Regions from separate parts of the Homo sapiens genome. Here all the other regions are linked to region 1. Evidence: read pairs that join two places in POLR2A ChIA-PET (ENCODE). Cell type or tissue: A673. All regions are shown on one strand. Each heading gives the region's core, and the rest is flanking DNA. Links, peaks and the distances in the headings are about the cores only. Region 1 has its middle 110 kb from the start of LINC01661. Region 2 holds the start of LOC124904233 (a long non-coding RNA gene). Region 3 has its middle 300 kb from the start of LINC01661. Region 4 overlaps NTNG1 (netrin G1). Region 5 has its middle 43 kb from the start of LINC01661. Region 6 overlaps NTNG1 (netrin G1).

What was found. ChIA-PET counts read pairs that join two places held together with the same protein. Peaks named below come from ENCODE experiments on the same cell type or tissue, not always from the same donor. Only the 100,000 strongest peaks of a DNase experiment are listed, where the experiment ranks them.
Region 2: POLR2A ChIA-PET joins it to region 1 with 6 read pairs; 1 of 35 experiments calls an interaction of 5 or more read pairs at or near these places.
Region 3: POLR2A ChIA-PET joins it to region 1 with 7 read pairs; 1 of 35 experiments calls an interaction of 5 or more read pairs at or near these places.
Region 4: POLR2A ChIA-PET joins it to region 1 with 16 read pairs; 1 of 35 experiments calls an interaction of 5 or more read pairs at or near these places.
Region 5: POLR2A ChIA-PET joins it to region 1 with 18 read pairs; 1 of 35 experiments calls an interaction of 5 or more read pairs at or near these places.
Region 6: POLR2A ChIA-PET joins it to region 1 with 30 read pairs; 1 of 35 experiments calls an interaction of 5 or more read pairs at or near these places.

What each region holds. Positions count from the first base shown.
Region 1 is chr1:106,924,619-106,930,326 of GRCh38, forward strand. No RefSeq gene overlaps it. Among named protein-coding and RNA genes, the nearest start is that of LINC01661, 110 kb to the left of the region's middle. In A673, for the core only: no CTCF peak of the experiment used is centred there; DNase peaks (open chromatin) are centred at 2,413 and 3,433; H3K27ac peaks cover 3,924 bases.
Region 2 is chr1:106,744,146-106,749,853 of GRCh38, forward strand. LOC124904233 (a long non-coding RNA gene) reads left to right here and starts at 3,994. Exons shown (of 2, transcript XR_007066260.1): 1 at 3,994-4,064. In A673, for the core only: no CTCF peak of the experiment used is centred there; a DNase peak (open chromatin) is centred at 2,636; H3K4me3 peaks cover 438 bases; H3K27ac peaks cover 682 bases.
Region 3 is chr1:106,520,270-106,525,977 of GRCh38, forward strand. No RefSeq gene overlaps it. Among named protein-coding and RNA genes, the nearest start is that of LINC01661, 300 kb to the right of the region's middle. In A673, for the core only: no CTCF peak of the experiment used is centred there; a DNase peak (open chromatin) is centred at 3,412; H3K27ac peaks cover 1,155 bases.
Region 4 is chr1:107,166,226-107,170,225 of GRCh38, forward strand. All of the region lies in intron 2 of NTNG1 (netrin G1), which reads left to right. Among named protein-coding and RNA genes, the nearest start is that of NTNG1, 27 kb to the left of the region's middle. In A673, for the core only: no CTCF peak of the experiment used is centred there; DNase peaks (open chromatin) are centred at 1,926 and 3,586; H3K4me3 peaks cover 650 bases; H3K27ac peaks cover 3,735 bases.
Region 5 is chr1:106,858,119-106,863,826 of GRCh38, forward strand. No RefSeq gene overlaps it. Among named protein-coding and RNA genes, the nearest start is that of LINC01661, 43 kb to the left of the region's middle. In A673, for the core only: no CTCF peak of the experiment used is centred there; DNase peaks (open chromatin) are centred at 2,953 and 3,223; H3K27ac peaks cover 2,426 bases.
Region 6 is chr1:107,260,807-107,264,806 of GRCh38, forward strand. All of the region lies in intron 2 of NTNG1 (netrin G1), which reads left to right. Among named protein-coding and RNA genes, the nearest start is that of NTNG1, 120 kb to the left of the region's middle. In A673, for the core only: no CTCF peak of the experiment used is centred there; DNase peaks (open chromatin) are centred at 2,325, 2,685 and 3,365; H3K4me3 peaks cover 1,432 bases; H3K27ac peaks cover 4,000 bases.

The sequences.
Region 1 (5,708 bases), core at 787-4,786:
GGGGCAAGACTGCATGCCTTAGCCCTTCATTCTAGCAGCTAGGAGACTGCATGAGCAGCAGATTTTCAAATACAGGGGCATTCTCCTGGGCAATAAGCACAGGACATTCCAGACTCCATCCCAAAGCACTTCTAACTCAAGATGACCAAGAATAGGCTTGGTTGGAAATGGAAAGTTATCTGGTACTAATTGAGCTTCTGAAGTATTCATGCACCCCCTAGAACAACTGCTTCCCAAGCTTTATTGTGCATATGAATTATCCGGGGATTCTGATTTAATAAGTCCAGGATGGGGTCCGGGATTTGTATTTCTAACAAGCTCTCAGGTAATGCTGATACTTGCTGGTCTAGAACAACCTCCTGCATTTTCCATAATTTTTTCAACAGCTCCTAAGGGTCTGGGATAATGTATGGATCTTAAAAGGAACAGTTAAAGAGTAAAGAAAGAGAGAAACAGAGTGTGAAATTATGTGGTAGGATAAGCAAACTTCTGAGAAATCATCCATGTAATAGTTATAAATTGTTTAGACTGAACTTTCAAACATTAAAATGGCTAATCAGTAAGTCTGGTTATTAGTATTTGATTTAAAATGTTAAAATTTCCATTTTATTTATATTTTAGGTAAAGATCATTTGGCTTAATTTCTAGTGATATTTGTAAATAATCAAATGATGCTAAGGATTTCACAGTCTATTCTGTTATTAGGCTTGTGAACTAACTTTAATGATCATTATAAGTGATTGTTAGTATGTCACCTTTAGATAATTTCTTATTTTAGATCATCCAAAATGCTATAAGAGTTCAAATTACTTTTTAGTTTATCAGTATTTATATATTAATATAAATATCAATTTTTAATAAAATTTTGACATAGAACTTAAATGTATATTTGGTATTACTCTGAGTATACAGGTTAAAAAAATGATCAGTTCTAGATTTTTTGTGTGCTAAATTCCATGTGGTTAATGCAGTGGAGAGAGTTCAGTCATTTCTTTGGTCTAGATTTCAGATTCAATCCCTTAGTTTTCTTATGTCTTCCTTCCTTGTGTAGTAACCAATTTGGGTGAAATAAAGCGATTTTTAATGGAATAGACTGTTCAAATGACCCTATTTCCTGAAGAGGGCATTTTCGTGAATATTTATTTAATCTCTTTTACTTTTCTCAGGTTTTATTTTAAATTATGTTCACCAGTATAACCTCAGGAGTTGAAAAATCTATTTTTTCATGAAAGCATTGAATAATAAACATATACCTGTTGTATAAGTTTCTGATAGATTTCTAGAACTTGCTTTTAAAATATTCATCTAATGCCATCTGCCCACAAATAGCAGATGCACTTCCTCTTTTCTTTAGATTTTTTTTAAATAGAGTAAAAACCAAGGCATACAGAAATGATATAACTGAAAGGTAAAACAGAATAATTTTATTATTTAGAAAATAATCACAAATACAAAATATTGGTAAGTTTGTGATGAAATGGGGAAGTATGCATACCTACTGAATACAAAATTTTATAGCTCTGAAATACATAAACAAAGAGTTTGCATAAAATGTTTGATGACTGCTCATCTCACAACGTTTGGTTTCTTAAATTTTTATACTAACTTGGGCAGAAATAACTCAGTTAAATGTTTTCTTACTCATGCTTTAATCAGAACCATTAAAATATTTATTTAAATTCTAGTTAGTAAGTGTTTTAAATAGCTGAAAATAAGTGTGAGTAAATTTGGTCTATAATAATTCTTTTCCCAGATCATTATAATTAGAGTTAATGAAAGGGGAAAAAAATGTATTTTTCAAGAAACATTCTGATTCCTCTAAGTTCTAACAAAGAAGATAGAAAACATGTAGCCCTAGACTCATCAGTACTAGATTTTTTAAGTTACCATTAGGTACAAATGTCTCCGGCTGAGGCCATCCTGTCTTGTGCCCCTATAAATACTAACAGGGAAATCCTCTTCCATATATCATAGGTTTGAAGGCATAACTAACTCACCTTCCTCAGAACCAATGTTAAAAATGGTATTTGATAGCAGGGCTTGTGAGATGACTGAGAAATCAACCATCACTTTGAACAATTTTAATACTGGAAGCATTCTGGGCTTTAAACAAAATTACAAAAATTTGCACACAGGTTGTGCACAGTTTGGGGCCTGCTAAGTTATTTAACTTTTCTAGTTCTCCCTGTCTATGCTTTCCATATAGAGGATTACATGAAACGACTAACTCATACTGCCTAACATCATGCCTGACTCATAGGAAACAGTCCACAAAGCAGGACTTTCCTCTCTTTTGTCTCTCATTGTCCTCCCCACCAACCAGATTCTAAGAATCTTTGAAACGGATGGCTGCTTGAAGTTGTTTGTCATTATAATAAATAGTACACTTGTCAATTTTAGGTTTTAGAGCCAGCAAATCCAAAGGTGAATCTTCAAAATGTCATGTACTCTCTGTATGAGTCACAAGTTTGCTATATTTCCTCATTAGCAAAATCCTTAACCCATGGGCTGTTGTGTAAATCAAATTAGGTAATATATATGGATGTACTTTGTGAGCTACTTAGGGTAACAATTGTCATGAAAGCAAGTAGAAAGCTAATTTTAAACTGAGAGGTAGACAGATCCTAAAGCTCCACTAGAACATGGTGCAAAAAGAAAGAAAAAGAAGGAAGGAAGGAAGGCAGGGAGGGAGGGAGGAAGGAAGGAAGGAAGGAAGGAAGGAAGGAAGGAAGGAAGGAAGGAAAAATTAGCTCCTAAGAAAATGTTTGCCTTCATACACTTCTTTCCTCAGAAAACCAAATGCTGAGTGAAAAGGTAACTACTGCACTACATAAAAATCAACACGGTGCCAGATCCATTTGAATGCAAAACCCAGAATCAAATTATTATTTCTCTTCACCTTGATATAATTTTCTCAGTGCTACGGATAAAAGGCCACAGGTATTAAGTCGACTTCTCCTTGACTTTCCCATAAACCTTCAAAAAGAAGCAAATCACAGCAAGGACTGAGCTTATTTTGTTCATAGGTGTAAGGCTTGCCAAGGAATGGACTTGGCTTTTCATATGAAAAAGTCCTGAGGCTTTTAGTTGACTACAAATTCAATATAAACTTTCTCTGCGAAGCATCTGCAAATAATACTGATAATAGCGAAACCAATAATAGTAATAGTCAATATTTATTGAGCATTTACAATATACCAGCCGTTGTTCAAAGAGCTTTATATGTTGTCATTTATTTAACCCTCATAATAATACTATGAGATAGGCGTTATTTTCTCCATTTTTCAAAGAAGCTACTGACATTAACAGCTGGCACTGAGTAAAAGCTTATTATGTGCCAATTCCTCACCTAGATGTTATATGACCTTTATTTTATCAAATTGTTAGCATAATTTTGTGACCAAAATGCAAAAGGGGAAAAAAAGGGCCCCAGGACAGGACTGTCATACACTAAAATTCAAACTTTATACATGTTTTTCAATTGGGTGGGACTGTTCAGGGTGCTTCAGGACAATTAGCATCCCTCACTACTAAATGTCAGTAGTAGCCTTTTCCTAGACCCCATGACAGCTAAAGCTTTTCTACCGATATCTGTCTTATTTAAAGTACTAGCTTACTCTTTATTCAGAATTAAATTAGAGGGAGAATGGCAAAATAGTTCTTTTGTTTAGCCAGGAATGGATTTTGAATGTCTGTTTATAATCCATTAATTCAATATGTTTATTGGACGTATTATCTTTGTAAAGCAGCACAATAGGTGTCACTGGGCCATGAAGATGAGATGCACACAATCCATGTCTTGTTCACAGTGTATTAAAGGGGTAAGACATGAGTAGAAATAACCATTTAAACGAAAGCAACATGTACCACAAGACATGTGCAAATTAACATGCTCTTGGAGCTCAGAATAGAGTAGTCATTGCTAGCTGGAGAAAGACCCCAAAGATTCCATGGAGAAGATAGGGATCAGGACTAAATTTTGAAGGAAGTGTAGTAGACTTTAGACAAGTAAAATCTAAAATGAAGAGAATTCCCATAAAAAAAAGCAACATGAGTCAAGATGTGGCAAAGTGTATGGTATTTTGACAAACCATGATAGCGCTATTATGGCTGAAATAGCCTGGCTGGGGATGGGGAGTGAGTGGGGAAGTGAGAGAAATAAAGAAAAAATCAGAATGAAAATCAAGGAGGATTGCAAGGGTCAAGTTATAGTGGCAAAGGGAAGTCACTGAACATTCTGAGAAGAAAACTATGACAACAGAAAAAAACTGTCTGTTGAAAATATTTATCTAGCAGCTATAGTAGAATGAATTGAAGAGGACATAGCTTGGAGACAGAGTGAAATATGAGGAGAAAATATTGCCTTTGTCCAAAAAAAAAAAAAAAAGTACTAGCAGAAAGAGGAGATGGATTCAGGAGATGTTCCAAGATTGGCTCCACTCTGTCCACTGATTTAATGTGCCTGGGTAAGCTTCACTCACATTGGAGTTTTGAGCTTGAATAAATTAATAGTTATTTATTTAAACAAAAATTACGGAATACTTATGCCTATTTGTGCAAAGTAATGTGTTAGGCATGGGATATGAGGAATAAATGATTCATAGCCTTGGGTGAATAGAAAGGAGTTAATGACAGGTCCAGTAAAAGAAAGTCAATAAGAGGAGTAGATTTCATGGGCAAAGATAAATGCAGTTATGGAAACAATGAGTTTGAAAACCTGTCTGAACATTCAGAAAGATGTGTCCAATAAACATTGTTTTGAGTGCTGTCTATGCGCTAAGCACTGCATGAGACTCAGGGATACAAATTTTTCAGTGCCATTGACTCTATTTGATTCATATCTCTCTGATCTGCCCAATTTTCTTTATGCCCAAACAATTACTCTAATTCAGGCCTCCATCTCCTCTCAACTTCGTGAATGTACCAGCATAACCAGTCCTTTACCTGCAGTTTTACCGTCTACAATTCTATTCTTTATACTGGATCCTGAGTGGTTTTCTAAAACATAGATCTGATCATATCCCTCCCTTGTGTAACACTTTTCGGTGGTCTCCCACAACTTGAAGAATAAAGGTCAGATCATGCAACATTACCTGTAACTCTTAGCCTCTGCTCACCTCTCCAGCATCTTCTCCCGTTGCAGGCTTTAGCTATACATTCAGATCATCAAATCCGCCATCCTCTCCTTTACTGCCGGGTCTCCTAAGGTGCTGTTCTTTCCATGCGCACGACTGTTGTTTTCCTCCTCATTTGCCTGACCACTTTTCAACTTTCAGTTAATCTACCTATACCCCCAATTTTTGATCAAATGTCCCTATAGTATGTTTTCATAACACAGTGTTTATCCAATCATAGCACTTATCATTTTTTTATTTTTTTATTTTTTTATTTATGTATTTATTTATTTATTTTTATTATCATACTTTAAGTTCTAGGGTATATGTGCACAACGTGCAGGTTTGTTACATATGTATACATGTGCTATGTTGGTGTGCTGCAGCCATTAACTCGTTATTTACATTAGCTGTATCTCCTAAGGCAATCCCTCCCCCCTAGCCCCACCCCACAACAGGCCCTGGTGTGTGATGTCCCCCTTCCTGTGACCAAGTGTTCTCATTGTTCAATTCCCACCTATGAGTGAGAACACATGATGTTTGGTTTTTTGTCCTTGCAATAGTTTGCTGAGAATGATGGTTTCCAGCTTCATC
Region 2 (5,708 bases), core at 853-4,852, 180 kb before region 1:
AATCAAGTTATTACCATAAATATGCATCTTTTCTCTCCCAAACCAAAATAACCTTATTGTTCATAAGACAGTGTATTACTCAGGGTTTTCTAGAGGAACAGAACTAATCAGATATATGTAGGAGTTTAACTTACACGATCACAAGGTCCCACAATAGGCTTTCTGCAAGGAGGAGAGCCAGTCTGAGTCCCAAAAAGGAAGAACTTGGAGTCTGATATTCAAGGGCGGGAAGCACCCAGCATGAGAGAAAGATGTAAGATGAGAGGCTAGGCTAGTCTCTACTTTTCATGTTTTCCTGCTTGCGTTATATTTGCTGGCAGCTGATTAGAATGTGCCCACCAGATTAAGGGTAGATCTACTTTCCCTAGCCCACTGACTCAAATGTTAATCTCTTTTGGCAACACTCTGGCAAACACACAGAGGATCCAATACTTTGTATCCTTCAATCCAATCAAGTTGACACTCAGCATTAACCATCACAGAAAGAAATGGTTAAAATAAAGGAAATATGGTCACACTGCAGAACACTATGCACATGTTAGAAAGAAGAGGTAGAACTAAATATGTTAAAATTGAAGTGTCTCTGAAACATATGGTTGAATTTAAAGTTGTTTCAAAATGACAAAAACTGTATTACATCACTTATATATTAAGACTATAAAATTTAGTATCCTGGACCTGACACTAAATATTCTCTAAGAGTACATATATACATATGCAAAGACACAGTGAAAGGTCTAGAAGAATAAGCAACACACGGAGAGGTCACTAATTACCTTTGAGGAAAATCAAGGAGAAGTAGACTGGGATTGGGATGGTGGTCATTAAACTGAACTTTAGCATTTTTTTCTACTTATATAATGTTTCATTTAAAAACAGAAATCTCCAAGTCCAATGCCAGAGTTCAAATTCTCTCTCTGCCATTTACTACTTGTGTGAATTTTGCAATATATTACCCTCTGCTGCTCATCTACAAAATGTTTATAATACACCTACCTAATAGGCAGGGCTGGCTTCTTGGTCATTCAAATAATTTGTAAAATTACAATCCTGATGTTAAAAAGCAGAATATTTAGACAGAAAACATACAGTCCCACTCCCCAAGTATATGTTTTACATTTCCATATTATACCATATTTCATATTATAGCTGAGAAGTTTATATATACTATATATCATGATCTGAAAATGAAAATTAACTCTATCAATTTAAAGATGTATATGTAGTTTAGTCATTGAATTTAGTATGTCCTCATAGGTTAGAACATATTTCAGACAAGACTAAATATCTCTGAGATCCTCAAATGTAAAATTCAAAGCAAATTTAATAAACTATTTTTCTTTCTGCTAGAATAATTACATTGAACACTTCTTGTCATACATGATTACATCAACTGCCTATCCCTGGCTACATTTTTTCTTATGAAAGAGTTCTTCTCAACAGTTGCAAATTTATTTTCATTATTATTGACCTTTCAGGTTGTTATTGACCAACTCAAAAAAGTTCTGACCATATGGCAAAATGATTTCCTAGAGTCTAAATGCAGAAGTCGAGGTGGCAGAACTTGCTCAAATGATAAATCCAAAACAAATCCAAGATCATATCTAAATAAGTCTTGAAAATCTGCTTATTGCTATGTAAAGAAAACAGAAGAATTACTGCATTAACTCAAGAACTCTGCTACTTTATTTTACATTTCTAGTTTACTTAAAAATGGATCTGATGGAATATAGGTCTTGTTTTGCTCAGACAACTAAATGCCTTAACAATTTCTAGTCCCTATCCATTTTTTGTTTGCTTTCCTTAATGTTCTTGTTATTCCTAAGAAAACTCACAATTGAAAATATTTTTGTTCAGCATTGTCACCCAACATTTTCTGAGTATATAATATGAGACAGGAATTGTGCTAGGTACTGTCAATATACGTGGAAATAATTGACACTCTTTGCCATTATCAAACTCACAATCTAGAACAAAAAACAATCAAGCAGACAAATTATTATTTTTCTTAGAATTTATTTGCTAGAACAAAGGCTCATATGTTATAGCCACTCATACAAACCAGTCCTTTGAAAGCAATTACATTAAGCCCTAAGCATATTATTTTGAGGAAAACAATGGCAAATTTAACCCAAACAATACTAATGATTATATATACTAATTATTTATTATCAGTGACTTTTTTCAATGTCTATTTTTTTCTGGCTAATATTATTTTTAAATTTTTTCTGTAAGTTGATTTATATCTGTAGCCTGAAAATTCCTCCAAAATTTATGGCAACTATATCACAGTGAGAGAATCAATTCCCAACATGATTTCCTTTTAGGCTCTGACTTATCTTAGATCAGGAGACTTGGATAGATCTTAATTAGCATAAGGCTTTTTGTCAAGCAGCCACAGGATATCTCTAGCTCAAAACCTTAGCATTTAGAAAGCATTTAAGGATCTATGAGGATTACTGTCCTGTGGACACCTGTTATAAATCTGAGTAAGAGCCTGGAAACATTACTTTCCAAGTGTTTCTATTTGATATAATCAGGCCTGACCACCAGCTTGTGTTTCTGCCAAGTCTATTATGTATAATTTTTAGTTGATGTAATTCTCTTAAAGCCAAATCAGAGTGCTGTGCTGTAAATAAAGCTCACTCTTCTTCACAGCATGCAACTGTGTGATTACTCCTACTAACTTTCTCTACCCCAGCCAAATCATGCATATCACCAAGGAGGTGCCAGTGTAAAAGGAAAAGAATAGAGCATTCCTAAACTGTAATGATGTGTACTTTATCAGCCATTGACATGCACAATGAAAGAGGAAGTAATTGCCTGACGGTGTCAGGTGACCTTCGAGTTTTACATAGAAAAGAATTCAGAGGCAATAATACTTAACAAGTAAAAGTGACATTTTTCAATGTCACAGCTGGATCAGAGCAACCTACTATTTAGTCTACTATTTTCATGTGAACACGGAGTACTTGTGTCAGCTTTTTCATCTTGTTACCAATTTGACTTCATTATTTGGACTTTTCTAAGGCTGTAAATAAACGCTAAGGTTACTAATTTCAAGCAAATGATTCTGGTCTTGAGTATTTTCAGTCTTTTCCTTCTCTGAGCCTCTGTATTGTCTACACCTTGAATCACTCAATCCAGCACTTAAATTAAAGATAAGCGTTTAACTGTTCTTGGAGATAAAACAGAATCTTCCCTCTTTGTGGTAACACTGACTAACCTAGAGAGTCCTGGCACATAGTAGGTTTTTGAAGAATGCTTTTGGTCTGATTCAATCTCTTAGTTCCTGACCCCATTACACTCACTACTCAAATGGTTACAGAATATTCTAGCAGAAAGAGAATGCAGCCAAGTTTACTGAGGAGAATGAAGTGATTTTCAAAGGAACAGCTAGTTCTCAGCAGAAAAAAAAGAAACTCAGAATCTTAAGATAATTTCCTTTCTGCTTCCACAGGCCGCGGACAATTACCATACTTGGCCTTTTTTTTCTTTTTTTTCGAGGCAGGGTCTCGCTCTTGTCGCCCAGGCTGGAGTGCCGTGCGCGATCTCCACTCACTGCAACCTCTGCCTCCTGAGTTCAAGAGATTCTCTTGCCTCAACCTCCCAAGTAGCTGGGATTACAGCCACATACTACCACGCCTGGCTAATTTTTGTATTTTTAAAGTAGAGACGGGGTTTCACCATGTTGGCCAGGATGGTCTCCAACTCTTGACCTCAGGTGCTCCTCCCGCCTTGGCCTCCCAAAGTGCTGGGATTGCAGGCGTGAGCCGCCGCCCCCGGGCCATACCTGGCCTTTTTAGTAACCAGGCCACACAGCAGGAGATGAGTGGCAGGCAAGGGAGCATCACTGCCTGAGCTCCGCCTCCTGTCGGATCAGCCAGGGCATTAGATTCTCATAGGAGCACGAACCCTATTGTGAACTGCGCATGCGAGGGATCTAACTTGCGCGCTTCTTATGAGAGTCTAACGTCTGATGATCTAATATGCCTGATGATCACCCCCCACCTCCTCTGGAAGAAAAATTGTCTTCCGCAAAACCGATCCCTGGTGCCAAAAAGGTTAGGGATCACTGACCTAGGGGACGTTGTAAATTTTGATGCAAAATTTGGAGATAGTCTGTGAATACCTGAAAGTATCTCCGAATATCTAAATATTCCAAGTAAATGATTCTAATAAATTAGAAGAAAATGTAATAAATGTTTTCCAACCTCATGAGAAATTGAAGGAGAAGACAAAGCATTCAAGACCACATTCAAAAAAATATCTGCTTCTGAATTAGGAAATGCCAGTGGCCCGGTACTCAAAATTTGCACAGAAAACTGTGCTAAGCTAGTGATTAAAGAAATAGTATTCTGAGTCTTAAGGACTTAAAGTAGGAATTGGACAGCCATCCAAAAGTAAAGTAAAACAAATAAAAATTCTCATGGGTTTATACAATTGCATCCAATCCCAAATAGCCCTTGTTAAAATATAATTTACCTTAGGTTACCACTCAAGGAAAACCAAACAGTTCTATTTTCTCCCCTATGTGATTGCCAGCTGAGTTATAAGAATGTTTTATAGCACTTTAAGTCCTAGACAAAGGATCACCATGAATTCTTCTCTGCCCTTTCTTTCTTGGCAAATATCTTTTACCACTAAAACCAATGTGGTTTCCACTCAATCCCTTAGGCCACTGACTACTACCCTCTTAAAGGTAACTGTAGCAGCCATTAGACCGCTTTGACAAGAGATAGTAATTCACCTCAATATACCTTTCAAATTTGTTAAATAAATGAGAGTAACGTGGGTGTCCCATTTGCTACTGTTCACTCCTAACTGAAAGAGCTGTGAAAAGTTAAAGTAGAGATACAGCAATTGCATGACCACCTGCTGTTCTTTGTGACAGCTGCCACTGCCCCTTGACACAAAATGTCATAGCATTGTCACCTAATAACTAGGCAATCCAAAAATCTGGGGGTATCTTAATGAATGTACTACAGTGTACATTGGTCCGAGGATTTATGCTGTCATTCTGGTACCAGGAGTAAAGGCTAATAACCTCAGCTTCCAAATGAATATTTGCAAAACTCTCAAGCCAAGATGGTGTAACTGCATTTGTGAAAATAGTTGCCTTTTCCAGCATCAGGCATGGCTTAGTTTTGTAATTTTAGGTTTAAATTAAAACAAAATATTGTTCTTAGGATTACATGTATGAAGAAAGGAAGCTTTAGCTTCTCACAGGGGAATTATCTATATATTTTTGGAGTCCTGTTTAAATCTATCATCAAGATCCTTTCTTTTATAACTACCTAATGATCTATTATTCAAGCCAAAATATTGTAGGTTTTATGGTTTTCACTTATTATTCAGAGCAACTGTCTCATGACTATGTAACATCTCATATCCCACTCAGTGTCTCCAGCCTAAGAAAAGTTGGATATGTTTTTCTCTCTTATTTGAATTGTGAGATTCAAATAAATGTGAATCAGATAAAAACTTAACCCTTTTACAAGATTAGCTATTATGGCCTGCTGACCGGCTGATTAAAAACAGAAACTATTTAATGAGAAATTAAGTTTTAAATGGAAAGCAGAGCCATACACAGCAGCCTCATCAGGAGTAAATACAGGTTGTAGGCACAAATATAAGACATAATACTTTCTGCTCCCATGGGGCTCTTCTTTGACAGGCAGAGCCACCAAAAAAAGGAAAGTAAAATT
Region 3 (5,708 bases), core at 1,028-5,027, 400 kb before region 1:
ATGTATGTACATATACACACACACATATATACATGTATATATACCTATACATACACATATATATATAAAGCTGTGTAAAAACCCAGTTTCTTTGTATCATAATTGACACATAGTGCATATTCAATAAATTCCTGTTGAATGAAAAAAAAAAAATTTAAAAGACGGGCCGGGCCGGGAGCGGTGGCTCACGCCTGTAATCCCAGCACTTTGGGAGGCCAAGGCTGGTGGATCACAAGGTTGGGAGATGGAGACCATCGTGGCTAACCCTGTCTCTCCTAAAAATACAAAAAATTAGCCGAGTGTGGTGGCACGTGCCTGTAGTGCCAGCTACTTGGGAGGCTGAGGCAGGAGAATCGCTTGAACGGGGGAGGCGGAGGTTGCAGCGAGCCAAGATCATGCCACTGCACTCCAGCCTGGGCGACAGGGCAAGACTCCACGTCAATAAATAAATAAATAAATAAACAGACAGCATTGAATAGTAGCAAGCTTATGGAGCAACTCAAACTCTAATATATTGTTGGTGAATGTACATAGTTATACAAGTTATTTGGGAAAAGTTTCAGCACTTTCTTATAAAATTAAATAAACATCTAATTTTTAATCCAACAGTTCCTAGGTATTTACCCAAGATAAATGAAAGTTAATGGGAAAAGAAAGGCTTGTATAAGAATGTTCATAGAAGCTTTATTCATATTATCCAGAACATAGAAATAGCCCTGGTTTCTATCAACAGAATAGAAAACGTTGTGTTATATTAATACAACAAAATACAACCTGGCAATAAAAATAACTACTGATATGCGCAGCAACATGGATGAATCTCAAAGCCAGTATTCTGAGTGAAAATTGCCTTATACAAAAGAAAACATACGTTGTTATTTCATTTATATGAAATTCTAAGGAGCACAATTATGCCTTTAAAAAGAAGAACAGAACAGTAATTGAAACTAACAGGGTAGGGAGCTAGGATTGACTGGGAAAGAGACATCAGGGAATTTTGTGGCTGGTATATTAATAATTTTGGGTTACACAGTTACACACAGATAAAAATATATATGTACTGTACATATGATTTTATTTATCATATATGGTACAGATACAAACATATATGTCTATCTGTATATCTATATATACAACTATATATAGATACATAGACATATATGTTTTATTGACAAATTTATTGAATAGCATAAAGATTTTATATATGAAAATATATATCACCATATATAAAATCTTAAGTATGCTATTTAATTAATTTTGCCAAATATATATACATATAACATATATATTACATATATATAAACACCTGGATTAGATGTCTTACATGGACAGTTTTAAATAATACATATATATATATAATATATATATACACATTATTTTTTTGCAAAATATATATACATATATGAAAAATCTATTGACTAGCATACTTGAGATTTTTGCATTTCACCCTGTTAATTTTATCTAGAAAAACACAAACATTTAACTTATAAGTTTAAGCATATTGAAGGGTTTAGGGATAAAATATAATGATATCTGTTATTCATTTTGAAATGTATAAAAATAAGGTGGATTGATGGATGGATAGATAGGTAGATAAGTTTGTGATATATAACAAAATGTTGATTGTAGAATTTAAGTAGGGAGTAACACAGGTGTTCAATGACATTTCTAATAATTTTTTATGTATTTGATAATGTTCATAATAAAATATTAGGATAAGGCATAGAGAAGAGAAACAATGATATACTACTGGAAAACTGAGTATCATTTGAGCATAGCCTTTGTTAAAGGACTTACTAGAAACATGTCTGAGAAGTAGAATAAATTTTACTTGTAAGAGAAATTCTGTGTCATACTTTGAACTTGAAATTATATCATGACTTATATAGGAAAATGTTCATGTGATGTGCAGATCAGATCGCTTTATTTATTTAATCATTTTTATACTATAATTTTCGATAACTATACACTATACTGACCATATGCCAGATTTTAATGCTATAATGAAAAGAGACACAATTTCATGGCCGGTAGAGATCATGTATGTGATGGATGCAGTCTCATGAATAGAAAACTAAAAGATAATGTTTTAGGTATTATTTTGAAGAAAAGACAAGAAACTTTGTAAATACCTAAATTAGATGTCGGACATGGGCAGTTTTAAAGAAAAATTCTGCCACTGGTGTTGTGTTGTGAATACTGAATATTTGAGACAGGTCTTAGTCAACTTAGTGAGTATATTTTGCCAAAGTTAAGGATGCCTGCTTGTGACGCAGCCTCAGGAGGTCCGAAAGACATCTGCCCAAGGTGGTCTGAGCACAGCTTGGTTTTGGACATTTTAGGGAGACATGAGACATCAATCAATATATGTAAGATGAACAAACATCGGAGCCTGGTGCAGTGGCTCACATCTGTAATCCCAGCACTTTGGGAGGCCAAGGCAAGTGGATCACTTGAGGTCAGGAGTTTGAGACTAGCCTGGCTAACATGGCAAACCTCATCTCTACTAAAAATACAAAATTTAACCGGGTGTGATAGCTTATAATCCCAGTGACTTGGAAGGCTGAGGCTTGAAAATCGCTGGAACCCGGGAGGTGGAGGTTGTAGTGAGCAGAGATCACGATGCCGTCACGGCACTCCAGACTGGGCGACAGAGTGAGACTTTATTTCAAAAAATAAAGAACATTGGTTTGGTCCGGAAAGGAGGGACAACTCAAAGCAAAGGCGGAAAAACTCCAAGTAGGGAGGGGGCTTCCAGGTCATAGGTAGATAAGAGACAAATATTTGCATCCTTTTGAGTTTTTGGTTAGACTTTCCAAAGGAGGCAATCAGATATGCATTTATCTCAGTAAGCAGAGGAATAAACTTTGAGTAGAATGAGAGGCAGGTTTGCTCTAAGCAGTTCCATAGTTGACTTTTCCCTTTAGCTTAGTTATTAATTTTCCTTTCACAGCATAAAGGATAGACTGAAGTTTTTGCAATAGGAGTGGTAAGAAGAAAAGTTCATGAAGGATATTGGTAGTACAGTTGGAGAAGGGTACATCCTAAAATGCAATAATGCACATCCAAGTCCCTTTACCATGAAATAACTCAGCTTTGTTTTAAGTGATTTGGTGCGATAAAATGGTGTCAGGAGCAAAATGATTCCAGGGAAGATGAAAAAGTATTACAGTTACAAAAGTACTTAATAAAATGCAAGAGAAAGAATGCTTTCTCTGCTTGAGAATGCTATTTATTGCCTGGTGTTGGCGTCAGATTTTCGAAAATTTCATGTAGCTTTACCCAAAGCTTAAAATCACAATGCTAATGCTCACTATCATTCATGCTAGCCACCCCCCACCGCCGCTCCCTGCAGGGTAGTCTTTTTTCTATCTGTTTTCTGAATGGATCAAATAATTCAGACCACCCCAGTGAAGTCTAATGAGGATGAGCTTTTACATTTATCTAGGGAAAAATGTGTTCAGAGCTAATGAGGCATTGCAGGGAAAATAGACCTAGCCATAAGCAATCTCCATAAGAAGAGAACATTTCAGCAGTCTAATTCAAAGACTGCATTGTGTGTGCGTGTGTGTTCAGGAAAGACATCTTCTCTTTAACGTCTCACCCTTAATCCAAATTTCACTTGAAAGAAGGAGTAAAAATGTGAAGAAGACACTTTAACTTTTTATTTTAAGAAATGAACAGGCAATATTCTTCTATGAAAAGCCAATAGCCATTTTTCTTCAGAAATAAAATTCCTCAGAAAATTCAAAGATTTAATTACATTACACAGGAAAATCATGTTGGAAACGGAAGAAAGCATTCTTAGTTCACGTATTTTGCATACCTTTTTGTATACAGGAAAAGCAGGATTTTGCTTTAAATAATATATCTCAAAGAACACTACAGTTTAAATTGTATTAACTGATTGAGACTACTTCAGGGAACATTTAATACTATGAAATACTGATTTATTTGGTAGCATCATAATTATAAAGAGCAACCCTCAACCAAAAAAATGATGCAGATTCATTTATAAACAAAAGTCCCATGCTACTTAGGTGAGTTTACACTCATGTACTACTCGAGGTCCTAGAACTTCCCCATGAAATAACATCACTTGCCCACAGTGGTGACTTCCTGGCTAATGAACTCTTTAACAGCCTTCTCTTAATCTCTTTCTCACTTCTCTACCAATGCTTTCTGGATTCACATTTTAAATATCCTGCTTGCTTGTGAATTTGTTACTGGAAGGAGATCCTGATCCAGACCCCAAAGAAGGGTACTTGGATCTTGCACAAGAAAGAGTTCAAGGTGAGTCCATAGAGTAAGCTGAACGCAAGTTTATTAAGAAAGTAAAGGAATAAAAGAATGGCTACTCCATAGGCAGAGCAGCCCTGAGGGCTGCTGATTGCTTGTTTTTATGGTTATTTATTGCTTATATGCTAAACAAGGGGTGGATTATTCATTCCCTCCCCTTTTGAGACCATATACGGTAACTTCCTGACATTGCCATGGCATTTGTAAACTGTCATGGCTTTGGTAGGAATGTAACAGTGAGGACGACCAGAAGTCACTCTTGTGGCCATCTTGAATTTGGTTGGCTTCTTTACTGCAAGCTGTTTTATCAGCAAAGTTTTTAAGACCTGTATCTTGTGCTGACCTCCTATCTCATCCTGTGATTTAGAATGCCTAACTGTCTGGGAATGCAGCGCAGTAGGGTGCTGCCTTATTTTACCAAGCCCCTATTCAAGATAGAGTTGCTCTGGTTCAAATGCCTCTGACAAATATGTCTGCTTCTTGAAGAAACCAAGGAAAATGACGGTATTTTAATTCTTAATGCATAGCTAGATTCTCTTAGCGTATATATTATCTAGAATTTTTGTTGTTTTCTTAAAACGTGAAGCTATACATTCATTTTTTGTATTACTGCTATCTGGTTCTTGGAATCAAATTATATTAGTCCCATGAGATCTAAAATTATTATTGCATAGTTCATAATTTTGCTTTTAAATATTTTGTTTTAAGATAGACTTCATTTTGTATGTATTTTGTTTATTTGCAACTCTTCTATTTTTTTCTAATTTAGTCTTGTCAAAGAGATAATTGTCTTTATGCAGAACCTGTTTTTGGTTTGTTTAATTGTTTTCTCCTGCTTATTTCATTGATTTCAGATTTTATCTTTATTCTTTCTTTCCATCATATTACTTTGGGTTTCCTCCGTTGCTTTTTTCTCTAATTTATTTTGTTTAATGCTTAACCCATTTGTTTAAGTCATCTATTTAGATAGTTTAAATACATATTTTAAATATATTTAGGGTCATTATGTCCATGTAAGGATTATTTTAGTTGTGTCACATAGAATGTGACATATAGTTTTTAAAATATCAATTATGAGTATTTTTAATTTTTAAAAGTTCTTTATGACTTTTTTCTAACCTAAGGATTATTTAGTAACATACTAAATTGTCTTCAAATATGAAACATTTTTAAAGCTACCATTTAAATGTTAATTTCTAATTTTACTGTACTTCAGATAGAGAGGGAAATCTGTAGAATAATGATTTCTTAGGAATTTAAATGAAAGTTTTAAATAAGTGTATATATGCTCTATTTTTTTACCATTTCAGTATGGGTATTCCTCTGTCTTATATGTTCATTTTATGAATTATTTCGTATGTATATATATATGACAAATGTTTCTCCATTATTTTGAAGAATACTTCTTA
Region 4 (4,000 bases), core at 1-4,000, 240 kb after region 1:
ATAGAAGGACATTCTAGCTTAAGGAAACTGCAAAGTCTTGTATTTCGCTTTCCTTTTAAAATAAGTTTCTTTTGTAGATTTATCTCAACAGTAACAAATGTTACCATTGTGCTGTCTGTGAATTAATGTAAATCCTGCTCAGCTCTCCTTGTGTTTCCCAATACATAATATACTACCATCGTTTCTTATACTTCGCTTCATCTCTCTATAAGCAATCTTTAAATGCAATAATGTAGGTGAAGGTACTTTATAAAATGCACAGTACTAGATAAAATAGGAGGAAAGTGGTATACAAAAGTAAGTTGCCATAATTCTTATTTTGTATTTATTTGCAAGCTCAGTGATCACAAATCATAAGTACTTAACAGATAATATAAAGATCCAATTCAAAATATATTTACAAAAGCCTGATCAAGTAATTTTGGACAAGTCACTTATTCAAACTTTCTGGGTTTCAGGGAGTTTTTAATTTTTTTTTTATGAAGATTATCTGAAACAATTGACTGTGAAACCAAAAGTACAAGAAAAAGTCACTCTTAATAACATACCAGACCCTTGGATTGACCCTGGCCTTTGCCTATCAAAAACGTTCTAGAGATATGAGACTTACATAATGGAGATATACAATATCTACATAACAGTAGATGGGGAAATATCAAAGTCACTGGTGCTGTCATTAAGTACCATGGGTTTAAGTGCTTTTATTTAGAGATGGGTACAGTCAGAAGGATCACAATGACACAGAGTTCAGATACAAGCAACTTAACCTGCTCTAGGTCGTAATCTCTGACATTCAGAGGACATTCTGTAATCCCAGCCCAAACCTCAGTTTTCCCTCCAATTCTCAAATACTGATTCATGACTATATGACAGTTTCAGTGGTATATTGGACTGTTGGTTTTACCACTGTTTTCCAGTAAGAAAGATTTATAAAATTGCCTAAGTTCTATTTTATTTGATTTGCCCCTCAGTGTTACAGAACAGATCTTCATAACTTCATGAGACTGTCTACAGTTATCCTTAGAGTGGCACGAATTTATGCATGTTCACCGAGAAGAACTTTATTTTAGAAGAATCTATCTGTAATGACAGAACATCGGCATTACCTTTTCCACAGTTTATTAGTAGTGGGGATAATATATATTCTATATGATTTATTATTATCAGTGTTAAAATTTCGAAAGTGCCTAAAGTTCAAGACCCATATTTATTATACTAATAACTTGTATAATTATTAGTACAAATATAAAAATAATATGTATTTTTATATTTGTATAAAAACTTAAATATGGTTTTATGTATCTTTAGTCATGTTAATTCTAATATGTAGGTAAAAGCCTCATTTAAAAAATGAGGAAACTGAGGTGAAGAGGTTAAATGACTTGCCATAAGTCACAGTAACTAATAAAAAATAGTTGTGAGATTGCTGGATATCATTAAGGTGATAATAATTAATTTTTATTGAGTATATTTCATCAGGCACTGTCTTAAATGCCTAACATGTATTAATATAATATTTGAATGAAAGCGTGAGTAGATTTTAGAAAGATGTAAGTATATTGCCCTTAAGTTTTCCAGTTTTTGTAAAGCCATTCTTTTTTTTTCATGTGTATATTGTTTGTTAGTTAAGTAAGCATTTGGAAAACAAAACAAAACTTTACAGTCATAATTGATGCTTCTTACCTTGGGTTGTCATAAGGCTTATGAAAGGCTCTGCAGAAATAATGCTAGAACAGACTCCTCTGGGCACTACAGGATGGAAGGCATTGGGCTATTGACAAATTGATACCAGAAGAGAACTTTGAGGTCTCTGAAGGAAAAACACCCTGTAATTTCACAGTATAACTAAAGGGAGCTTTACTTTGAAACAAGATTATTCATGAAGTCTAGCCTGAAATGAACAAGACAATAAGTGTTGCTCTACTGCCCTCCCTCCCCGCATCCCCCTTATTTCCTTCCTTCCTTCTTTCTCTTTTTCTTTTTTAAGGAAGTACATCATCAGCACAGGAAATCACTGGTAAAGTCCTCATTTTCACTTTAGAATCCTGTCAAAAAATGACCTTAGCAACTAGATTGTAATAAAAATAATTTCAGGAAGCTGTAAAATTATGTCTACAATTAGTTATTAATCGATGAAGTAAGACACTACATCTAGAAGAGTATTTTTCTGATATATAAATCTTATTTGTTTTTAATATTCTGGACAGTTTAAAATATTTCTCTCTCTCAGTAGAAACTTTTCCATATCTGCTTTAACTTGACACTATGCCCCTGTCTACAACTGTTCATGAGCATCTCTGCTCCCTTGAGGAAAATAGAAGTGGAACTACTTTGTGGTGACATTTACCAAGGACAACAAAATAAACCCAATAGTAAATCTAGCTTAAAATAATCATATTTTAAATTGCATCCTGGATAAACATAGGAATAAGCACATTGTATTATATCTATAGCAATATCTGTGATTTCACTCCTATTTGGCTCAATCCTCCAAACTCAGGACAGGCCCATTAGTCTCTTAACCATAAAGGGCTGATTCATAGAACCAACATAGCAAAACAAAATCTGCAGAAACATCTCAAAATAATTGGATATATTTGTTGAGCTGATGACATTTTGAAAAATTGATCAAATTGGTCACCAATTTCAAATATACATCATGTTTTTGACAGACTGAAATTTGCTGAAGCCATTACTAAGGCTTCCATATGTAGGCTAGCCTTCTTTTTCTATTCAATCTGTACCCATATTTAATGTATAGTTAAAATAAAACTAACCATTGCAAACAGTTTAATCTGTAAATGCATTATTTGACTCCATAGTCTTTGAATCAAATTCTTTTTTCTTGAATTTATAGATTTTACAAAGAATGGCAAGAGTATTAATATTTTAGAGCATCTTGGTAGGTTCCATTCTGATAATGAAATCCTTTGGGTATACATTCCTATAATTTACAGTCTTGGCCACCTGGGAGAAGTCAAACTTGTAATTCATTAGAAATTCAAGGAAATTTGGAGAATTACTAGTTCTGAGAGGACTGGCCCTTGGCCAAGCTACACAGTAGCAATGCTTCCATTTGATGCTTACTCTTCTGCTGGTCTTTCATTATTATTAAAGATTTAGGGTATACAAGTGCAGTTTTGTTACACAGATTTTCTGCATAGTGGTGAAGTCTAGACTTGTAATGTAGCCATCGCCTAAATAGTGTACATTAGATCCACTTAGTAATTTCTCATTTGCTGGTCCTTAGAGCTCTCCTTCATATGTTCATATGAAGTGCCAAGAAGCACCTCAAGCAGGAGTAGGGAACCTCTAATGGTGAAGGCCTTCATAGGAATAGTTTATGCTGTTACCCCTTCTGGAAATCCTGAATTTTTATAAAATCTTACAAATAAGTGAGTGGCTATCCAATAATGAAATTTAAAATGGTAAGGTGTATATTTAAAGCAAGTAGTTTTTACTCTGTCTATTCTCTGACACAACCCCCAGGACGCCTTGCACTAGCCTACTATATCAGTCAGGGTTAGTCATTCATTAAGACATCGAATCTTCACTGTAACCAGAGAAGCAGAGCTAGTAGGAGATGTACATTAAGAGATGCCTCGCAAAGAATTGGTTTATGCTATTGTGGAGGCTGCCTAGGCAACTGAAAAATCTTTATGGCAGGCTGTAAGAAAGGGGAGTCTGGAACTCTTGTGCACAGACTAAAGCTGCTGTCCACAGCTGGAATTTTCTCTTCTTTAGGGAAGACTCAACTCTGCTTCTAAAACATTTCAATTGATTGAATCAGGCCCACTCAGATTATCTAGGATAATCTCCCTTACTGAAAATCAACTGATTATGGACTTAAATCACATCTATAAAATATCTTCACGGAGACACCTGGATTAATGTTTGGCAGAGTAACTGGTGACTGTAGCCTAGACGAGTTGATGCATCAAAAAGACCATCACCTCTACTTTTTAGGAATACTAAGAAAATTATTTTTAAAGTGGATTAT
Region 5 (5,708 bases), core at 982-4,981, 66 kb before region 1:
ATTCCCTATTTAATAAATGGGGTTGAGAAAACTGGCTAGCCATACGCAGAAAACTGAAACTAGACCCCTTCCTTATACCTTATACAAACCTTAACTTGAGATGGATTAAAGACTTAAACATAAGATCTAAAACCATAAAAACCCTAGAAGAAAACCTAGGCAATACCATTCAGGACGTAATTATGGACAAAGAATTCATGGCTAAGACACCAAAAGCAATGGCAACAAAAAACAAAATTGACAAATGGAATCTAATTAAACTAAAGAGCTTCTGCAGAGCAAAAAGAAACTATCATCAGAGTGAACAGGCAACCTATGGAATGGGAGAACATTTTTGCAATCTATCCATCTGATAAAGGGCTAATATCCAGAATCTACAAGAAACTTAAACAAATTTACAAGAAAAAAAAACAACCCCATTAAAAAGTGGGCAAAGGACATGAACAGACACTTCTCAAAAGGAGACATTTATGCAGCCAATAAACATATGAAAAAAAGCTCATCATCACTGGTCATTAGAGAAATGCAAATCAAAACCAAAAAGAGATACCACCTCATGCCAGTTAGAATGGCGATCATTAAAACATCAGGAAACAGATGCTGGAGAGGATGTGGAGAAATAGGAACACCTTTACACTGTTGGTGGGAGTGTAAATTAGTTCAACCATTGTGGAAGGCAGTGTGGTGATTCCTCAAGGATCTAGAACCAGAAATACCATTTGACCCAGCAATTCCATTACTGGGTATATACTCAAGGGTTGTAAATCATTCTACTATAAAGACTCATGCACACGTATGTTTATTGCAGCACTGTTCACAATAGCAAAGACTTGGAACCAACCAAAATGCTCATCAGTGATAGACTGGATAAAGAAAATGTGGCACATATATACTATGGAATACTATGCAGCCATAAAAAAGGATGAGTTCATGTCCTTTGCAGGGACATGGATGAAGCTAGAAACCATCATTCTCAGCAAACTAACACAGGAACAGTAAACCAAACACTGCATGTACTCACTTATAAGTGGGAGTTGAACAGTGAGAACATATGGACACAGAGAGGGGAATATCACACACCGGGGCCTGTTGGGGGGTAGGGAACTAGGGGAGGGATAGCATTAGGAGAAATACCTGATGTAGATGACCGGTTGATGGGTGCAGCAAACCAGCATGGCACATGTGTAACTATGTAACAAACCTGCACGTTCTGTATATATATCCCAGAACTTAAAGTATAATAAATAATAGTAACAATAAAGAAAATGGGCAAGGATCGTTGAAATCTAAACAGCTGGAAACACAGCCAAGGGAAAGCCCAGGAACACCCTGTTCAGAGAATCTCTGTCCTTGCCAATGGATACTGTATACCATTCTTGACAGCCAATTCAATTTTTTAAAAAGGAAGACTTCACACTCTCAGTTTTTAAAATCAGGGTTTTGTTTTGTTTTTAAATTTTTAACTACCCAAAAATGTACTGAAGAAAGCAATGTCTCTTTAGGTGAAAACATACATTAAAAAGTTTTGAATTCCTTCTATTTCAGTTTAATTTCATTTTTTCAGAAAAAAGTCAACTGAAAAAATTTTATGAAATATCAAAATGTATATATTAATATATGTACTCACACGTATGTAAATGATTTTTATTTATTTTAAATAAATATCTCTGGGTAGTAGGATAATTTAAGTAGTTTTTTACACATTTTAATGATGTGTAATTTTGTTACAGCAAGATGATATATTAGTCTGTTTTCATGCTGCTGATAAAGACATACCCAAGACTGGGCAATTTACAAAAAAAAAAAAAAAAAAAAAAGACATTTATTGGACTTACAGTTCCACATGGCTTGAGAGGCCTCACAATCATGGCGGAAGGTAAAAGGCACATTTCACATGACAGCAGACAAGGGAAGAGAGCTTGTGCAGGGGACTCCCCTTTTTAAAACCATCAGATCTCATGAGACTTATCCACTATCACAAGAACAACAGAGGAAAGACCTGCCCCATGATTCAATTACCTGCCACCAGGTCCCTCCAGAAACATGTAGGAATTCAAGATGAGATTTGGGTGGGTATACAGCCAAACCATATCACATGAGCTTTATTAAAACAATAATATCATTATTTTAGTTAAAATAAGAATGAATCATTGATTTATTTTTGAGAAAGAATAGCGTTACTTTAAATACGGACTAGTAAATAGCAGACTAGTTTTTCTCATAATAAAATATTTCTAGAGAGAGGGTCAGTTCCAAGTTTGGTTCCAAAGTTCAGCCCAGTCAAGGTCCTGAGTTGGATTTTTACAATTTTCTATTTTGGCCTTAAGGAGACTACAGTAGCACCAAGAATCTTGGACCACATAACTATTTTCAAAGGTAGGAAACACAGGGCATTGCCTCTCCCTTCTCAGAGACACCCATCAGCTTTCTCCTTTATCTCATTTTCACCCCTACATTATGCCTGACTCTCCTGACATCAGGAGACCTCTGGATGACAGCAGAACAAAATCAGGACTCTGTTAACCAGGAATGGGGAGAAAGAAGTAATGGCCTTTGGAAAAGCAATCTACACTGTCTACTATATCCATTTGTTTAAATTTCCATATAGGAAGAAATAGAGATGAGAGAGAATAAGAGAAAAGAGGAAAGAAGGAAAGGAGAGGAGAGGAGAGGAGGGACGGAGGGAGGGAGGGAGGCAGGAAGGAAGAAAAAGAAAGAAAGAAAAAGAAAGAAAGAAAGAAAGAAAGAAAGAAAGAAAGAAAGAAAGGAAGGAAGGAAGGAAGGAAGGAAGGAAGGAAGGAAGGAAGGAAGGAAGAAAGAAAAAGAAAGAAAGAAGGAAGGAAGGAAAGAAAGAAGGAAAGAAAGAAAGAAAGAGAGGGCGAGCATTAGGACAAATAACTAATGTATGTGAGGCTTAAAACCTAGACGACGGGTTGATAGGTGCAGCAAACCAATATGGCACATGTATACCTATGTAACAAACCTGCGTGTCCTGCACATGTATCCCAGAACTTAAAGTAAAAGAAAAAAAGAAAGAAAGAAGAAGGAAGGAAGGAAGGAAGGAAGGAAGGAAGGAAGGAAGGAAGGAAGGAAGGAAGGAGGGAGGGAGGGAGGGAGGGAGGGAGGGAGGGAGGGAGGGAGAGAAATGCTTCATAAACAGCTCTAAATTTCTATATATGTCTGTAACATGTTTACTTTTGTATCAACTATAATTAGGAATTTAAGATCTCAACTTATCTAATCATCCAAGGAAAAAGATTGGTACTTTTATTAGATTGTTTGTTCTTTTGCTCTTCATTAATCCTTAGGAAGAGAGCTTGAATATTAATAACAGCTTCTCTTTACAATGTATTTCCTTGGCTTTTACTGTGAAGCAATGAAATTTTGGGGCTTAAAAAATTTAGACAATTGGCAGAGTCATAGTCCAATGATAGACTTGTCTCGAAAATGATGAGAATAAATGATATTAAAATTAGTATTCAATATACACTTTATAATGTTTTCTATACTCTATAGAAATTATTTGCTGATAAACTTCAAAACCTGATACAGTATACTCAATTTTTCTTAAAAATCCAAATGTGACTTTTTTTTCTTGTGCACTTTTGCGTTACACTTTTGTAAACAATTTGGGATTGAGAAAGAAGTAGTAAATAGCAAAGATAAGATTTAAGAGAAATTGGAAGGTGGTAATCAAATAACTTCATGCAGCAATGACTATGATTTTTTTTTCTTAGCTTTTGAATAAATTCTTAGCTGAACAACTGATTCATTATATTGGTGAGGCAAACAGAAGCCTTTGTAAAACCAAAAAATAAGTTATAAAATACAATTATCACCTCAGGAAAATAAAATCAAGCAAGTTGAGGGAAGCTACTTTTAATCTCTGTGCACATTTCCAATCTAGAAAGGCTTGTTTTGCTTCTACATTAAGAGAAATTGGTGAGTCTTAAAGGAGCATTCTCATCAGAGTCTGATAAGATTGAGTTCGGAATAAGTAGGTAACAATTACAGATAATGAAAATGGTATCTAATTGCACCTAGATGTTTGGGATTTTTTTTCCAGGTCTTCATTTCTTTGTATAATCTTTTAAAGATGGCTCTTAGGAATCCCAGTTAACGTTTTACTGTTTTAATAAAGAGCTCCATTTTTGTACTAAATTAGAAGTAATAGTCATTTAGTTAACTCTGTCTACTCCATAAAACCCAGTGTGAGACACCTATTCAAAACCATTACTCATCCAGTGACAACTCAGTAACTTTTTTTTTTTTTGAGATGGAGTCTCGCTCTCGCTCTGTCACCCAGGCTGGAGTGCAGTGGCACGATCTCAGCTCGCTGCAACCTCCGTCTCCCAGGTTCAAGCGATTATGCTGTCACAGTCTCCTGAGTAGCTGGGATTACAGGCATGCACCACCATGCCCGGCTAATTTTTGTATTTTTAGTAGAGACAGGGTTTCACCATGTTGGCCAGGCTGGTCTTGAACTTTTGACCTCATGATCCTCCCACCTGCTGGGATTACAGGCGTGAGCCGCCGCACCTGGCCAGTGACAACCCAATAACTTTTAAGCAAAATACACAAAAGCGATTCCAGGACCTACAAACCAAAGGAAAGACTGGGAACACTGCGTTTCCTTTCCTTTATGGAGAATTGGACCAAGACACTTAAAAGTATTAAAAGAAAGAATATTCAGGAAAACTGACAGTAAAGACAGTGCAAACAACAAAATATTAAGCTATAAAACCATATCAAAGTAAGTGAGGAGCTTGTATTTTGGCCAATAAACATGCAACCAAGTTCATTATTTTCTTTTTATCCCTCAACCTTGGTTAATTACTTGAGGTAAATATAATATTTGGGCAAAGATTAAAAACCAGATTGTAACATGTATGTCACTTAAGATCCAGTGTGGAAACAGTTTTAAACTTCATCTGGTTCTGATATGGTTTGAGCATGAACCAGTTATTTGTTTCTTTTTTTATGATTCGTTTAACCTTAATTAAATAGTTTTGTGTCTTCTGTCATTGTTGGAATTCTTCTATTTTCAAATGTATAGGCAACAACCTGGGGCTTTATTTGGTTGTTCTGAACTGGGCATTATAATAGGCTTTTGTTTGTGTATCTGGGAGAATGGAAATCTGGGTTGTAAGATTTAATTAAGAGAAGTCATTTTATAAAAGATTTGGTGATGTTCTTTCTCTGAGTGGTACTTCGGTAGAGCTGCTTCACAAGTAGTGAACATAGAAGACTGATTTGATTGTTGAAAAATGAATAAAATCTGCATCAAATCCCTCCAAACTAATTATGAGTTTGAGCCATTTTTTCTAACCCTATGGAATTCTAGTATCTAAAGTTCAATAAATTACAAAATGAGAGACAAAATTCCTTCTTCCTTTGGTTGGGGGGCAGTGGCAGGGGACAGAGTCTCACTTTATCACACCAGGCTGGAGTGCAGTGGCATGATCTTGGCTCATTGCAACCTCTGCATCCCAGGTTCAAGCAATTCTTCTGCCTCAGCTTCCCATGAAGCTGGGATTACAGATGCCCGCCACCACGCCCAGTTTATTTTTGTATTTTTAGTAGAGACAGGGATTTACCATGTTGGCCAGGCTGGTCTCAAACTCTTGACCTCAAGTGTTCCTCCCACCTCAGCCTCCCAATCTGCTGGGATTACAGGCAAGAGCCACCATGCCCAGCCTCCTTCTTAA
Region 6 (4,000 bases), core at 1-4,000, 340 kb after region 1:
CACGTACCGCTCTGGTTTCTTCTGTTGGCATTTTCTGCTGCTTCTGTTGCCTGACAAACCTGATAAATGAAAGCCACTGATTCAAAGCCAATATTTTACACAGAGAAAGGAGATTCCAGCTGGGACTACTCACCAAGGTTAGTTCATAGGCAAGAGAAAAAAGCAAGGAAAAGGATCTAGAGATCTTGGTGAACTAAAGCTGCAGCCCAGGTAAGTACATCTGAAGAGTTGTACAGTTATGATGGATCAGAGCCCAGAGAAGTAGGAGTGCTGTTGATATTACTCGTTCTTTAATTCATTCATTTTTAAAAATTATTTGTTCTTTAATTCATTGATCCAGCAAATGTTTACCAGGTCCTGGGTCCTGTGCCAGGTACTATACTAAGTACTGGAGATATGAAAATGAACAAGGTAGACATAATCCCTGCCTTCATGTAATGGATAGTCTAGTAGGGAATAAAGATGTTACACAAACATAAAAATGATTATTTAGTCACAACTATGATAAATGCTTTGTAAGCATCTAAGATTTTCTTAAAATACCAGACAACTTCCAGTAGCCAATTTGATAACAATAAGGGAATTTGTTAACATCAGGTGGAAAATGCTGGCAGTTAAAACTTTTTGTCTGCATGTTTCACAGGATTTAAAAAAAAAAAGCTCTTCAGAAGATTTTAAACATTATAATTAATATTTTACTTTCAAGCCTGTTGTTGATTTTAGAAGATAAATTTGCTATTTAAAAAGATAACTAGGGCCAGGAGCGGTGGCTCACGCCTGTAATCCCAGCACTTTGGGAGGCCGAGGCGGGCAGATCACGAGGCCAGGAGATCGAGACCATCCTGGCTAACACAGTGAAACCCCGTCTCTACTAAAAATACAAAAAATTAGCCGGGCGTGGTGGCGGGTGCCTGTAGTCCCAGCTACTCGGGAGGCTGAGGCGGGAGAATGGCGTGAACCCGGGAGGCGGAGCTTGCAGTGAGCTGAGATCGCACCACTGCACTCCAGCCTGGGCGACAGAGTGAGACTCCGTCTCAAAAAACAAAACAAAACAAAAAAAACGATAACAACTATATTATAAGACATCATTTGTGAATTCCACATTCTCATATGTAAGGTAAACACAAAGTTTGTATGAGGTTCTCTGTCCGGGCAATGTTAACTATTGAAAAATTACATTCTAGGAGTTTACTCTGATTGAGGAAAATAAGATACACCTTAAAATAACCACAAAACAAGAATATGAGCTAAGGCCCTTGGCAGTTAATGTACCTAAGTGCTGTTTACATATTTTGAAGCTAAACGTTACAAAGACTTTTTCTGATTTATATATTTACATTAAAAGTCTTTTACATTAAAAGTCTTATAAAGGTATTTTTCAAAGCCGTTACACATGTAGTAACACAATTAGTAAATCACATGAAATCTGAATGACTTTAGAAAGACAGGGACACATGAGTGGAGACTGGGAGGACGACTAGGTTCACTACTTAGGGAGGCCAGAATGGAGTCTTTTGTGGGTAATGAGGGCAGTTCAGGGAGAAGAGGGCAGTAGAAAAGGTATTTTGTCACAAAAGATTAAAATGTGTCAGGGAGACAAGCATAGAGATTTATTTTATTGTTATAAAACAGAATATAAAAGTAGGTTGGGGTCTAACTATTGTGGACTTCGAGTGATCAACGAAGGAGTTTATATTTTTTCTGATATTTTATGCCATTGAAGGTTTTAGGGCAAGGGATTGCCATGATCAAAGTAGAAGAATCAGTCTGGCTGCAGCCCACATAATCATGGTGACATAATAAATTGTAATGACTCAAAGCAGTAGCTGGAAATTGAGAAAGAAATACATGAATTAGAAGGTGTTGAAAATCGCTTATGTTGACTTGAGACAATGGTATTCATCTTTTCTGTGAGTGTATTTGTCTTCTGTTTAGAAAAAGACAAAGCAAATGAAAAACAATCTCTTCATTCACCTCCAGAAAGGGGTTGGGAAAGACAAATAAAGGGTTATTCATAATCTGTTGGTTACCCTCTGTTGGTAGTGGACAGAGATGAAACACTTTTTCGCTGGTGCACAACTTTATTCTTAGCCGTGAACATCTGTAATTAGATGAACCACCATAGTGATGACTGAATTGAGAAATCAGCCCATTAGAGGATCTGGTGGTAAAGGAATGGAAATCATTATCTAGCACAAATAATGCAAAGTTGGTCACTTACTCATGTGTGAGTTACTGTGCAAACAATTCTGATAAAAGAGGGGGGAATGCTATGGAATCAATATTGTCTTTATTGTGAAGAGGAATGAGAATGAACAAAACCCTGAAGCTTTGAAATGTGGTAAATCTCAATACATTTACTCTGAGAATGTGACTGCATCCCCACAGTTCTTCAGAGAAAGGATGTGTGGGTGTGAGAGTGAGTGGGTGTGTGGGAAAAGCTAATAACAGTTCTAGGTTAGCTTGCTTCCTTCCTTCCTTCCTTCCTTCCTTCCTTCCTTCCTTCCTTCCTTCCTTCTTTCCTTCCTTCCTTTTTTTCTTTTTTTTTCCTTTACAAAGCCTTTACAATAGCAGTTTTACACCTTTGAGGCCTTTGCTAATTTTTGAGACATTTTATACTCTTTCTATTTAGGCATTAATCAGGAAATTGGTCTTTTCAAAGTGTGAATCATGAATAGTGAATATGAAACATTTTAAGAATGTAGTAGGAAAGATATTAGCACTTTGGGGAGGTTGCTTAGTGGAGTGAGGGAGCTAATGAATACTCTGAGTTATCTAGCTCTTTTCATCTATGCTAATTAGCCTTAACAAGGCAAGTTAAAATAATTTCTTTCCTAGGCTTGTACAGTGTAACTTCCCACTTAGCATTTCTTGTCTCCTTACAAGCCTTATAACCTGAGGCAATCCCAGATATTCCCTTTGGGAAAGAAGTATTTGAGAGTTATGCTCACGGCACTTGCCTTTATTAATTTTATGAAAAAAATCCATTTTAACATTCATTTTCATATTTGAGTACCCAAGAATTTGAGGTTTGTATGTAACCATTGTTGGGATTTTGTTAAAAGAAATGTTATAGTACAATCCATCATGACCCAAACACATCTTGATGAAATGTTCTGAAGTTTCCTATCTTTAAAAAAAATGTATTATGCTATTTCTCTTATGGTTCTTATCATAGTTTGTTGAAACATTCCAAGGAATTATAGTTCTAAGCTACCTTGTATTTGACAGATGTCAGTAGATGACAGGAGATTAATCTATAGTCCTCTCTCTCTCTTGTTATTTGATTAAACAGATCCATGCCACCATCTTTCCTTCTTGCCTGTAGAATACACACACACACGCCCACAAACACACACACGCCCTTCTATTTTTCAGAATTCTTAGCCACACCCCCTCCCCTCACCACCACCGTTTTTCCACCCTGGTGCACATTTTTGTAGCCATTGCTCTTTAAGGTGACAGTGAGAGAGACTTCTTATCGATCATCTGACCTCCCACACAATTTGTTGGAGGTTGACACACTCCCTGCCATTTTTGCTTTGTGGAGGCTGAAAGGCCCATTCATTACAGGGATGGCTTTATTAAAGAAGCAACCCCCAAATTCAAGTGGATTAAGCCATCTGGCTACAGAGTGAAATCCTTCACAATCTTATGACAATCTATGTCCCCCATCCTTCCCTATGAAGTTAAAAGACTATATATAGATTTTCCTTTCATTTTTTATAAATGCTCCTTGGATTTTTCTATCATACTGCCCTCTATTCTCTGAGGATAATTCTTAGCCATAGCTCCTTGTGCTTATTTCTTTATAAATTGGCAGTTTTTAAAATGAAAATCATTTTGCATCTATTTAGATGATCTCAACATTTTCTCTGTTTACATTAGTTTAGGGCACCTTTGAGTCATTTCCTTTTCATTTCTTTTCCATTTAGCCTGGATGTTTGGCCCCATCTGTGGTTAGTGAGAACTGAGGCAGAAGCTGAGTCCACCCTTCAGT